Linked DNA regions of Homo sapiens: region 1 is linked to region 2. The links are chromatin contacts, found by Hi-C or POLR2A ChIA-PET in ENCODE. All regions are on one chromosome and are shown on one strand. The core of a region is the stretch at or near the end of the contact, and the rest is flanking DNA. Distances in the headings are between cores, read along the strand shown.

What was found. A loop is a pair of places that touch in the nucleus more often than their neighbours do. ChIA-PET counts read pairs that join two places held with the same protein, here RNA polymerase II (POLR2A). Pooled maps may share reads with other maps.
Region 1: a map of endothelial cell of umbilical vein shows a loop between it and region 2 (5-fold over the local background). The contact joins the promoter of ECI1 here to the enhancer-like site in region 2. A Hi-C loop is called at or near these places in 3 of 168 maps with a recorded cell type or tissue (Right ventricle myocardium superior, adrenal gland and endothelial cell of umbilical vein) and 4 of 50 pooled maps. POLR2A ChIA-PET finds 5 or more read pairs at or near these places in 11 of 52 experiments (A673, H1, HCT116 and 7 more).

What each region holds. Positions count from the first base shown.
Region 1 is chr16:2,246,357-2,252,847 of GRCh38, reverse strand. It overlaps ECI1 (enoyl-CoA delta isomerase 1), which reads left to right and starts at 1,261. Exons shown (of 7, transcript NM_001919.4): 1 at 1,261-1,333; 2 at 1,419-1,532; 3 at 5,862-5,989. The coding sequence starts at 1,282. LOC107984839 (a long non-coding RNA gene) reads right to left here and starts at 1,178. Exons shown (of 2, transcript XR_001752052.2): 1 at 855-1,178. RefSeq lists enhancers at 810-869, 1,800-1,929 and a silencer at 1,120-1,589.
Region 2 is chr16:2,166,094-2,172,091 of GRCh38, reverse strand. TRAF7 (TNF receptor associated factor 7) reads right to left here. Exons shown (of 21, transcript NM_032271.3): 4 at 3,924-4,015; 5 at 1,362-1,478; 6 at 736-828; 7 at 487-520. Among named protein-coding and RNA genes, the nearest start is that of TRAF7, 13 kb to the right of the region's middle. Within about 2 kb of position 1,936, at least 3 of the 41 ENCODE cell types and tissues checked have a DNase peak (open chromatin) inside an H3K27ac peak, as active enhancers do; they include endothelial cell of umbilical vein, where a contact is called at or near this core.

The DNA of each region.
Region 1 (6,491 bases), core at 12-2,511, 81 kb before region 2:
CTCCTTCTTCAGTGTCCAGAGTAGCAGGGGCTAATTTTTTTTTAATTTTTTAATTTTTTTTTTGAGACAGTCTCTGTTGCCTGGGTTGGAGTGCAGTGGCGCAATATTGGCTCACTACAACCTCTGCCTCCTGGGTTCAAGTGATTTTCCTGCCTCAGCCTCCTGAGTAGCTGGAATTACAGGCACCTGCCACCATGCCCAGCTAATTTTTTGTATTTCTAGTAGAGACGGCGTTTCATCATATTGGCCCGGCTGGTCTCAAACTCCTGACCTCATGATTTGCCCACCTTGGCCCCCAAAGTGCTGGGATTACAGGCATGAGCCACCGCGCCCAGCAGCAGGAGCTAATTTTTAAGAATTTTTTGTAGCAACAAGTTGTTGCTATGTTACCCAGCTGGTCCTGAGTCACTGGGGTTACAGGTGTGTGTCACCATGCCAGGCTTGCTTCCTCCTCCGTTAAGTGGCCATTTTTCCACCTCAAAAATTGGTTTGGGACACAAGGAAGAATTGGAAATGCTTAAGATGAGAACAAAAGTTGAGACCACCCAACACAGCTGGGACCTTACTGCCCAGTGCTCCCAGTGGTCTGACCAAAACCCCACACCAGACAGTACAAAGGCCCACTCCCGAGCTGCCGCTTACGGCCCAGCGGGAACAGACTGTATTCTTATCTTTCGGCATTTCTCTGCAAATAAAAAGGTGCCACTGCGGTCCGGCCTTTGTGCACTTGCCCTTGTGCTGAGCAAGGCGGGTGGCCTGTTCTTACCGCTGGGTTCTGCTGCCCCCACCCCCATTTCGGTGACTAAACCTGCAGCTCTGATCCTGTTCCCAAAGGGGCAGGAGGCCGGGCTCACCCCAGGCAGCCCCTGGCCTCCCTGACGGCCCCCTCGGGAGGGGTTCCGTGCTTTGATCGCCTTTCCAGCGCCGATACTGCAGTAGCTGGGCCCGGCCGAGAGCTCGCGGTCACGAACACCGGCAGCCTCTTGCCTACAGTGTCCCGCGCTGTAGAAGAGCCTGCCCTGGCGCTGAGCTGGTCGTGGCTGCTTCAGCAGTGGGCCTGCGCCTCCTTGTAGGCCAGCCCTGGCCCAGATCCAGGTGCCTGCCCCGGAAGCGCGCGGCTGCCCGGGGTGAAGCCGGAGGGCGGCGAGCGGCTGTTTCGGCCGGTAGGTGGAGGCGTTGACCAGCCTCTGGGAACGGGGCGGGACCTAGTTGGGGGGGCTCCGCCCCCTCCCCAGGAGGCGAGCTCAGCCCGCGACCTTTATCCCGCGCGTTGCGGTCAAGATGGCGCTGGTGGCTTCTGTGCGAGTCCCGGCGCGCGTTCTGCTCCGCGCGGGTGCGAAACCCGGGGTGGGCAGGGATCGGGCCGGGGCCGGGGCCAGGACCGGGAACTAACGGGCTCCCCCACGCTGCCTTCGCAGGGGCCCGGCTCCCGGGCGCGGCCCTCGGGCGGACGGAGCGGGCGGCCGGCGGCGGAGACGGCGCGCGGCGCTTCGGGAGCCAGCGGGTGCTGGTGGAGCCGGACGCGGGCGCAGGTGAGCGGGCGGCGCCGAGGGAGGGCGGGCGTGGGGTCAGGACCCGCGGGGGTCCGCGCTCGCGGGGTGCTGTCGGAGAACCACGTCTGTCGACGCTCGGTTTGTGTTTAGAACCCAAGTTTCGAAACAGAACCTTGCCGCTCTACCTGGGTTCGTTCGTCATGAGATAAAAGTTTCTGTTTTTAAAGTTGGCGGAGGCCGGGCGCGGTGGCTCACGCCTGTAATCCTAGCACTTTAAGAGGCAGAGGCGGGCGGATCACCTGAGGTCAGGAGTTCGAGATCAGCCTGGCCAACATGATGAAACCCTATCTGTACTGAAAAATACAAAAGAAAAAAATTAGCTGGGCGTGGTGGTGCGTGCCTATGCCTGGGAGGCTGAGGCAGAAGAATCGCTGGAATCTGGGAGGTGGAGGCTGCAGTGAGCCGAGATTGTGCCACTGCACTCCAGCTTGGGCCACAGAGCAAGATTCCGTCTCAAAATAAATAAATAAATAAAAATAAAGTTGGCGGGGATATGAGCTGTTATCTAAGTTATTCAATTGGAAGTGGAAAAGAATTGGAATCTTTTGGAATAAAATTACGTTTGTTAACACTCCCATGTGGCACAGAACCTCGTACCTACCCGCCCGTCAGAACCCTTGGTAAAACCCACTGGAAAGGATAGAAAAAGTACTTTTGGAAGAGAAGCCTGTGCGCTCCCTCCAGACAGGAGGCCGAGCTGAGGGCACCGAGAGGGCACGCCTAGGCGCCAGCAGTTCTGCTTCCAGGACATGCTGACCTGGACCTCCCGGTGCAGCAGTCCCTGCTGTGGCTCCTGAGAGGAGGCCCTCCCCCTCCGCAAGTAAGTCACAGCCCCTGCCCTCCCCAACCCCCCAGACTCAGGGCTGTGCCCAACTTTGCACAGCTTCAGGACTCCAGGCTCCTGGTGCCTCTGAACTTGGTTCCGTCCTCTCTGTCTGGGCTGAGGGAGCTGCCTGGGCTCTCTCTACAAACTTGAGAGGGACAAACTAAGACCAACTTCAAACTGACTTTTTTTTTTTTTTTTTTTTTTTTTGGAGATGTAGTCTTGCTCTCCAGTCGCCAGACTGGAGTGCAGTGGCGCAATCTCCGATCACTGCAACCTGTGCCTCCTGGGTTCAAGCGATTCTCCCTCCTCAGCCTCCCAAATAGCTGGGATTACAGGGACCCACCACTATGCCCACTAATTTTTGTAAAAACTGAGTTTCTGAAGGGATCATTTCTGTAGCATATTTGAATATATCTCAACAAAATGCAAAAAAAAAAATTATTATTTTTTTTTTTTTGAGACAGAGGCTCCCTCTGTCACCCAGGCTGGCGTGCAATGGCGCGGTTCCGGCTCACTGCAATCTCAGTCAGGCCTGACTTTCTGACTCCAAACTCTACTTTGTCTTTTTTTTTTTTTTTTTTTTTTTTTTTTTGAGACGGAGTCTTGCTCTGTCGCCAGGCTGGAGTGCAGTGGCACGATCTCCGCTCACTGCAAGCTCCGCCTCCCGGGTTCACACCATTCTTCTACCTCAGCCGCCCAAGTAGCTGGGACTACAGGCGCCCGCCACCACGCCCGGCTAATTTTTTTTTTTTGGTATTTTTAGTGGAGACGGGGTTTCACCATGTTAGCCAGGATGGTCTTGATCTCCTGACCTCGTGATCCACCCGCCTCGGCCTCCCAAAGTGCTGGGATTACAGGCGTGAGCCACCGCGCCCGGCTTACGTTGTCTTTTTATATGGTAAAGTGGGGAGGCACTCGAGTAAAAAAATTGTCATTGTACGAACACTTTTCCTTTTTTACCGGAGGTAATGTGTGTGTGTGTGTACATAAAAATCTTTAAAATATGCCTCACATTTACCATTCTAGCCATTTTGCAATGTACAACCCCGTGGCCGTAAGTATATTCACAATGTGTAGTCCACACTACCCATTCCAATACCTTAAGATAACATGTTTTTGAGTCCGGGCCCGGTGGCTCCCACCTGTAATCCCAGCACTTTGGGAGGCCAGGGTGCGCGGATCACGAGGTCAGGAGATTGAGACCATTCTGGCTAACACGGTGAAACCCCATCTCTACTAAAAAATACAAAAAAAAATTAGCCGGGCGTGGTGGCGGGCACCTGTAGTCCCAGCTACTTGGGAGGCTGAGGCAGGAGAATGGTGTGAACCCCGGAGGTGGAGCTTGCAGTAAGCCGAGATCGCGCCACTGCACTCCAGCCTGGGCAACAGAGCAAGAATCTGTCTCAAAAATAAATTAATTAATTAAATAAAATAAATAAATAAATAAATAGGAATGACAACCACATGGATGAACCTTGAACACATGATACTAAGTGGACAAAGCCGACAACAAAGCCCGGCGGTATCCCAGTGATATGGAATATGGCTGGAGCAGGAAAACCGCAGACACAGAACGCAGACTGGCGGCTTCCAGGGGCTAGGGGTGGGATGAGGAGCAACTGCTCATGGGGACAGGGATTCCTTTTGGGACAATGAAAAGGTTCTGGAACTAGGCAGCGGCGATAGTTGCACAACACAGTCAGTATACTGAATTGTGTAAGTGCCTGACTTGTTTACTTAAAAATGGCTAATTTAGGCTGGGCACAGTGGCTCATACCTATAATCACATCACTTTGGGAGGCCGAGGCAGGAGGATCACCTGAGGTCAGAAGTTCATGACCAGCCTGGCCAACCTGGTGAAACCCCGTCTCTACTAAAAATGCAAAAATTAGCCAGGCATGGTGGTGTGTCCTGTAATCCCAGCTTCTCAGGAGGCTGAGGCAGAAGAATGGCTTGAACCCAGGAGGCAGAGGTTGCAGTGAGCCGAGATAGCGCTGCTGCACTCCAGCCTGGGCAACAGAGCGAGGCTCTTGTCTCAAAAAAAAAATAAAGATAGAAAATGGTTAATTTGGCCGGGCATGGTGGCTCACACCTGTAATCCCAGCACTTTGGGAGGCCGAGGCGAGGTGTTCACGAAGTCAAGAGATCGAGACCATCCTGGCCAACCAACATGGTGAAACCCCATCTCTACTAAAAATACAAAAATTAGCTGGGCATAGTGGCGCATACCTGTAGTCCCAGCTACTCAGGAGGCTGAGGCAGGAGAATCGCTTGAACCCGGGAGGTGGACGTTGTAGTGAGCTGAGATCGCGCCACTGCACTCCAGCCTGGGCGACGAGCGAGACTCTGTCTCAGAAAAAAATGATAGAGAGAGAAAGAGAGAATGGTTGATTTAAAAAGCATGCAGTTTATATAGAATAAATAAAATTGTTAATTTATGTTATATCGATCTTACTTCAATGTAAAAAACCAAGGGCTCACTCCTGTAATCTAGCACTTTGGGAGCCTGAGGCAGAAGGACCACTTAAGCTCAGGAGTTCAAGACCAGCCTGGGCAACAAAATAAGACCTCGTCTGTACTAAAAAATAAAAAAGATTAACTGGGTGTGGTGGCGCTTGCCTATAATCCCAGCTACTCAGCAGGCTGAGTTGGGAGGATCGCTGGAGCCCAGGAGGTCAAAGCTGCAGTAACCAGAGATCACACCCCTGCACTCCTAGGTGATAGAGTGAGACCCTGTCTCAAAAATAATAATAATAAAAAAATAACCCCCAGGCCGGGCGCTGTGGCTTACGCCTGTAATCCTGGCACTTTGGGAGGCCGAGGCGAGCGGATCACCTGAGGTTGGGAGTTCAAGACCAGCCTGACCAGCATGGAGAAAACCCCGTCCCTACTAAAAATACAAAATTAGCTGGATGTAGCGGCACGCACCTGTAATCCTAGCTACTCGGGAGGCTGAGGCAGTCGAATCGCTTGAACCCAAGAGGCAGAGGTTGCGGTGAGCCAAGATCGCTCCATTGCACTTGAACCTGGGCAACAAGAGCAAAACTCCGTCTCAAAAAAGTAAATAAAAATAGGACCAGGCGCGGGGGCTCACGCCTGTAATCCCAGCACTTTGGGAGGCCGACGTGGGCAGATCGCGAGGTCAAGAGATCGAGCCCATCCTGGCTAACACGGTGAAACCCTGTCTCTACTTAAAAGAAAAAAATTATCCGGGCGTGGTGGTGGGCACCTGTAGTCCCAGCTACTCAGGAGGCTGAGGCAGGAGAATGGTGTGAACCCGGAAGGCAGAGCTTGCAGTGAGCTGAGATCGCGCCACTGCACTCCAGCCTGGGTGACAGAGCGAGACTCTGTCTCTAAATAAATAAATTAATAAATAAAACCCCCAAAATGCACAGCTATCATGGCTTAGTTGAGGGTGCAGGCTGGTCAGGCTGCTTTTCCAGTGCCAGGTGTGAGCTTTCTCTTCTCATTCTTTAAATTAGGGGTCGCTGTGATGAAATTCAAGAACCCCCCAGTGAACAGCCTGAGCCTGGAGTTTCTGACGGAGCTGGTCATCAGCCTGGAGAAGCTGGAGAATGACAAGAGCTTCCGCGGTGTCATTCTGACCTCGGTAGGTGCTAGTTCAGCTCCCTACCCCAGCCCGAGTTCTTGGCCTGAGTTCTCTGATGTGAGCCCAGGCCTGTTGCACATGGAAGAGGCAGAGCCTGCCAACGTGTGGCACAGGCCAGCCGGCAGCCCCACCACCCTGGACTCCAGGCGCCTTCACGGGAGGCTTCCAGGAGCACCGTCTGGGTGTGCCCCAGCAGGGACCCAAACTGCCATGGGCCTCAAGCAGATCATTCCCAAAGGTGAAGGTGGACCAGTCTCAGAGACAGCCTTCCCAGGAGACAGCTTTCCCAAGAGACGCCCTTCCCGGGAGACAGCCTTCCCAAGAGGCAGCCCTCCTGGGAGACCGCCTTCCTGGGAGACAGCCTTCCCTGCCCGGGCCGTCGTCCAGGCGGACACTGGGGAGAGCTGTGGGCAGCGAGTGAGGGAGAGCCATGCATCTATGGGGTCACCTTGGACCCTAAGCACACCTGGTGGTGGGTTCCTGGAGTGCTCCCCACTAGGAT
Region 2 (5,998 bases), core at 687-3,186:
GCGCCTCTGAGGCACGCAACATGGGAACGGGGGCACAGGTGGGCCACCAAGAAGGAGCAGCAGGTGCTGAGGGAGTGTCACCTGTGACACTCAGCTGTGCCCGGAAAAGTGTGGGGTGGGGCCAAGAGGGCAGAGGGCAGAGTGCGGAGAGGCAGGCAGGAGCGGGCGCCGTGCGGGAGGACGACAGCCTCGCCAGTGAGAAAGGCCTCCCCAGAGGGTGCCAACCCTGGCATGGGGAGCCTCGGCCCACACCCACTGTGGGGTCTCTGAGTCTGGACACACTGGAATTTGGGGTGTCCCCACTCTGCTCATGGAGGTCCCGAGCCTCAGCCTGAGCGTCCCTAGGACGGCTGCAGCCCCATCCCAACCCCAGCAGAGGCCAAACAGGGCCGGACGCTGTGCAGGGGACAAGGGAGAAGCCGCCCGCCTCTGCTCGGCAGCCATGGGCACGGTCGGCGTCAGGCCTGGGCCGGGGCACAAACCTACCTGACTTCAAGGCGCATCTCCTACAGAACGTGTGCTGTGGAGGCAAAGGGCGGGCTTGAGGGTGGCGCAGGGTCCTCTTTTTCCCTAGTCCATGGCCATGGCAGCCACAGGCCTCGCTGTACCCCAAGCCCAGTGCAGCCAGGACAGGCCTTGACCAAGGCCAGGGCGCCACAGCCCCGGCCCCCGAGAGCCCTGGGGTCCTGTGGGGGCCTCTGGCAGCAGGGGGGCTGGGAAGGGCGGCGGGCTCACCCCACACGTGGTGATCACGGGGTCTTTGAAGACGCTGCAGCAGAGCTGACAGCACAGCTTCACCGAGGGCTGCTCCGCAAACACCAGTGGCTCCTGGAACCAAGCGGGAAAGGCAGGCGATGGCGGGAGGCCACCCTCAGCCCCGCCACCACCCAGGCACCCAGGCGCTCTTGCTCCAGGCCTGGCTGTCCTCTGAGGACAGGGTCACGTCCTGAGAGAGGCCTGCTTAGAGCTGGGGGGCTTGATCGGGGCCCAGGAGGGAGAGCGAGGTCTGTGGCCCCAGAGGCAGGGCCCAACCCCGGAGGATGAGTTCAGCCGCCCAGCCTTGGCCGCCCTCGCCCGCCTCCTTCCTGGGGTGAGACTAGAAAGGGCCCTGCTGGAGCCCTGTGCTTCCCGCTGCCAGTTCCCGGGCAGCCCTGAGAAGGGGGAGTGGGGGAACATGCCCAGGGGACCCGGCCTGGTCCCTCGAGTCCCCACCACGGACCAGCAAGCACTGCAGTTCCCGTCAGGCCCCAGCCGCCCTCTCCCTGTGAGCTGGGCGGGCATGGCGGAGGGGAAGGTGCCTCCGTGCCACGGCTGCGGTGACAGCCCTGGAAGCCGCTCTGCGCCGAGTCCCCCACACCTACCGGCTCCTCCTCCTCCTCGGGCAGTGAGAATGTGGAGCGCAGAGACATGCTGGACTCTGAGTGCAGGGAGCGGACAGAGATGGCGGAGTCGGAGCGGCGGGGAGTGCTGATGGGGGGCTGTGTGGAGGGAGAGGCGCCTGTCGGGGGGCTCCGCACGGGGTCAGAGCCTCGGGGAGGACAGGACCCAGCCCGGCGGAAGCGCGAGGGCAGCAGCACCCCTGGGGCCACCCCGGTCCCTGCGGGTACTCTCCTCGTCCACGGGGGCCGTGGGTGGGCGTGGGGAGCTGATGCAACCCAGGTCCCTGCCTGCCCGCCTGGGCGGCCTGGGCCGGGGTGCTGGGCTGCCCGCTCACGCCTGCCACCTCTCTTTGTGTAAATGGAGAGACTTCCTGCTATTCAATTCCATATACCCGGGCTGCTTCCTGCTTCCCGTGGGGGAATGTGGGCCGTGAGGGGGCACCTCCACCAGCCAATCCTGGACAGCCGAGGCCGTGACCGCAGGATGGAAGGGCCAGGAATGCTGGCAGGGAGCGACGGCTGGGCTCCAGGTGCCCCCCGGGCCTGGCTGCTTGTCTGGCCTTGCTGGTGGGGGACACCAGGCCCAGCTGGGAGGCTCAGAGGGAAGGCAGGGCCAGGCCCCCAGAGAACCTCGGCTGAGCTTCCCGAGGGCAGGAGTGAGGGCCACAGGTGCCTGCCTCTGGCTGAGCCACCGACAAGGGAGCCTGGGGGAGGGGCAGACACTGTCCCTTCCTCCCCTCTGGCCTGGAAACCTCCAGAAGTTTCCAAGAGCCACACTGCCCAAGGCTTCTCTCCTGGTGCTTTGACTGCAGAGGGGCCCAGCTGCTGCTCTGCCGAGCCTCTGGCCCCCTTCCCGGCAGCCTGGGTATGAAACCCACAGAGCACAGAGGCAAACCAGTCCCAAGGCCGGCGGGGGGCATTGTGTGCCATGTACCCACCTCCCTTTGGGTCCCAAGGGCCCGTCTGCATGGAAGCAGCACATGGGGAACAGAAGGGAGTCAGAGAAAGTGAGTCACAAGGCCCCACAGCAGCAGAGGGAGCCCCAGGGGCGAGAGCAGAGCAGGAGCTGGCACGGGAACCACTCTCCCGGGCCTGCCCAATACTACCCCAGAGTCTCCCACCCTCTTGGGCGTAGGGGCTGACAGCAGGCAGGCCTGGGGGACGGGGGAAGGGCAGGAGGGGGACTCCCTGTGTGGGCCTATCAGCAAACAGAGAAGGTACCCGCCTCTCTTGAAAGCCACCGTGACCCATGGGGATAGCAGGTGATTATGGGAACCACAGACATGGAGGACTCGTGGCTTCGGGTTGTGGAGACCGAGGCAGGCAGAGGCCCAGGGGACGGGGCCCAGACATACCCAACTCGCCCTCGGCCTAGCACAGCGCCCGGCACACAGGTGTGTTTGTTCAATTAATTAAAAACTTCTTTTCTGGCTGAGCAAGGTGGCTCACACTTGTAATCCCAGCACTTTGGAAGGCCAAGGAGGGGGCAGATCAGCTGAGGTCGGGAGTTCGAGACCAGCCTGACCAACATGGAGAAACCCCATCTCTACTAATTCAAAATTAGCCAGGAGTGGTGGTGCACGCCTGTAATCCCAGCTACTCGGGAGGCTGAGGCAGGAGAGTCACTTAAACCCGGGAGGCGGAGGTTGTGGTGAGCTGAGATCACACCATTGCACTCCAGCCTGGGCAGCAAGAGCAAAAGTCCGTCTCAAAAAAAAGAAAAAAGGAAAAAAGAAAAGGCCTCGGTCCCAAGAGGGCCAGCAGGGCCGCCACACCTGGTGTCCAAGCACTGGAGAGAGGCAGCTGCCAGAGAGGCCCCACACACCCCCACCCCCTGCTGGGCCAGTCCTTCATGCCCAGGGTAGAGTTGGCCTCTGTCCCCTGGGTAGGCCCAGAGCCCAGCAATGAGCGCCATTGACCAGGATGGCAGGGAACGGCCACTGAGACCCTGGCCACAGGGCTCAGGTACCAGCAGCCAGCCCCCGACTGCCCTGATCCTTTCTGCACCTCACACAGCCAGCAACAGGGAATTCTCCGGCTCCCCCAGCACTTGGCGCAGGTTCCGCAACCCCCACCCCATTGCCTCTGGTGTCCCCACAGCTTAGGTCCACACACCTTTCCCCCCGCCTCATCAGGACCCCTCCTCAAACCCTGCCTGGACCCAGCAACCCCGCTCATTCCCTACCCAGCAGCAAAGGAAGCTTTCAAAGCATGTATTTTATTGTGCTATCCTCCTGACTGAACTTTCTGTGGTTTCCACCTCCCTTAAGATGGAGCCAAATATGCCTCATCCTGGCCTGCAGGTGCCAGGCCCTCTGACCCAGCTGCCCTCACTGGCTGCCCCCTGCCACCCACAGTCCAGCCACAGGAGCCTCCTTTCTCACAGACTTGCCATGTCTGCCGAGGCCTCAGGGTATCCACAGGTGCTCTTCTTCTCCTGTGCCTCACCAGCTCACTGTCAACTCCTCCTGGGACCTGGTTCCCCCAGGAGGGAGGATGGGGGGAGGCTGAGGCTCACACGGGCTCCTGGGGGTAGGGACCTACCATGCTGTCCTCCTCGTCCCGCGGGGAGTAGGCAAGGGTGCTGGAGGAGGAGGGTGTCCTGCAGTGCTGCTTGTAGGTGCTGGTCCCGTCAGCTGCAAGGCAAGAGGGCTGGCGTCTCAGTGGGGGCTCCCTCAGCAGATGTGGGGGAGGTGGGGCCCATGCTGGATACCCGACCCTGTGGGTCCCCTGTAGCTCACAGCCCTCCCCAGGGCCAGGCAGGCAGGAAAGCATGCAGGGATGGCACGGGGGAAGCTTGGGTTCCCTCTCAAGGTCAAACCAGTGCCAGGAGCATGGACGCTGGGCTCGGTCTACATCTGGACAGTCCCAGCGCTGAGCCCGGTAGCCCCTGCCCCAGCCCTGCCTACCCCAGGCAGGGTCTTCTTTCAGGGCCTCTACAAGCTCCCCAGCACCCCAATTGAGCCAGCTGAGGCTCATGGCCAGCACGCAGCCATCACTCTGAAGGCCGCCTGGCAGCAGCTGGGGGTGCCATTTTATTTGCCTCTTGAGGCACCTCTGCCAGGTGAGTTCCCTGACAGCCTCCACTCACAGAGGGGGAAGCTGAGGTTGAGGTGTGGGCTGGGATACAGAAGGGCCAGGACCGCATCCTGGTGTCCCTGGCACAGCCAGGACCAGGAAGTGGCCCCAGCTTTGGTGGCCTCCTCTGGGGCAGGAGCTGAAGTGCCCTCCCTCCTCCTGCCCACACGTCACCCCAGCTTGGCCAGGGCCAGAGGGCAGGGCTACCGGCCGGTCAGTCCACGTGGGAGGCAGAGAGAGACACCTCCCGGACTCAGGACCAGCCCAGCTCAGATGTCACGATGAGCCCTGGGCTCGAGATTGAGGCCTCGAGAGGCTGCCGTGTGACTGGGCCTCGGTTTCCCCATCTGTCATGAGGGGCCAGGTGAGGTACCTGTGGGCGCCCTGCTGCCTGGCTCTGCCCATCCCTGCCGCCGAGGGGCCAGGCATAGCAGCCGTGCCCTGCCCCATCATGGGTACCTTCCGCCGTGTGACAGGGGCCATGGGGCTTCTAAGGGTAGATGAAAAGGCACCGTTTTTTGGGGGGTAGGATTAGAAAAAAAAAGAGGGCCCCTGGAGAGCCCCTGAGGGGATCACCAGCAGCAAAGAGGCGCTACTGTAAGCAGGTGTCCTTGGCGGCCCTATGACCCCATGGCCAGGTTTATCAGAGCAATTAAAAAGCTAATTAGCAGCCAGTGTGCTTCTACAAAGGGCAGAGTGCCAGAAAGGAGAGAGAACAAAGTCACCCCAGAACCCCACCCCGGAATGAGGGTCCCTGGCCCTGCACCTCGGGAAGAAGGCACTGCCACTTCCGCATGGTCTCCCTGAGCACGGCGCTTGCGTTCAAAGCGCAGCACTCTGGTTTTTAGGGGATAGGACTGAGAAGCAGCAGGGAAGCTTCAGGTTTCTGTCGTGTATCCCGCCCAGTGGTCTTGTGCAGGTGAAGATTTATTGGGCTTGGCTTGCTGGCTCATGCCTGTAATTCCAGCACTTTGGGAGGCCAAGGCAGGAGGATCACGTGAGCCCAGGAATTTGAGACCATCCTGGGCAACATGGTGAGACCTCATCTCTACCAAACATAAAAAAAATTAGCCAGGTGTGGTGGTGCCTGTGGTCCCAGCTACCTGGGAGGCTGAGGTGGCAGGACTGATCCCAGGAGGCACAGGTTGCAGTGAGCCAAGATTGCGCCACTGCATTCCAGCTTGGGTGACAGAGTGACACCCGTCTCAAAAAAACAAACCAGACTTATGGATCTCTTCCACTCTCCCTCCCTTCCTATTAACATGTCACAACTGCAGCACTGTTACTGAAGCCCTAGGGCCAAACTCAAGAGAAGACCTCCGGGCACACGGGACCTTTCGGAGGCTGGCCAGGAGCCTGAGACTGGGGACAAGCTGGGGATCACTGTGACAAGGGACAGGGCTGTGTGGTGGTGCTGGAGATGTCAGGGCAAGCCTCCCTAGAGGGGATGAAGAGGGCAGGGAGAGAGGGCACAGCACAGTCACCGAGGCACAAGGAGCAGGACACCCGACTCCTGTCCAGTGGGGAGGCCCAGGGCTGAG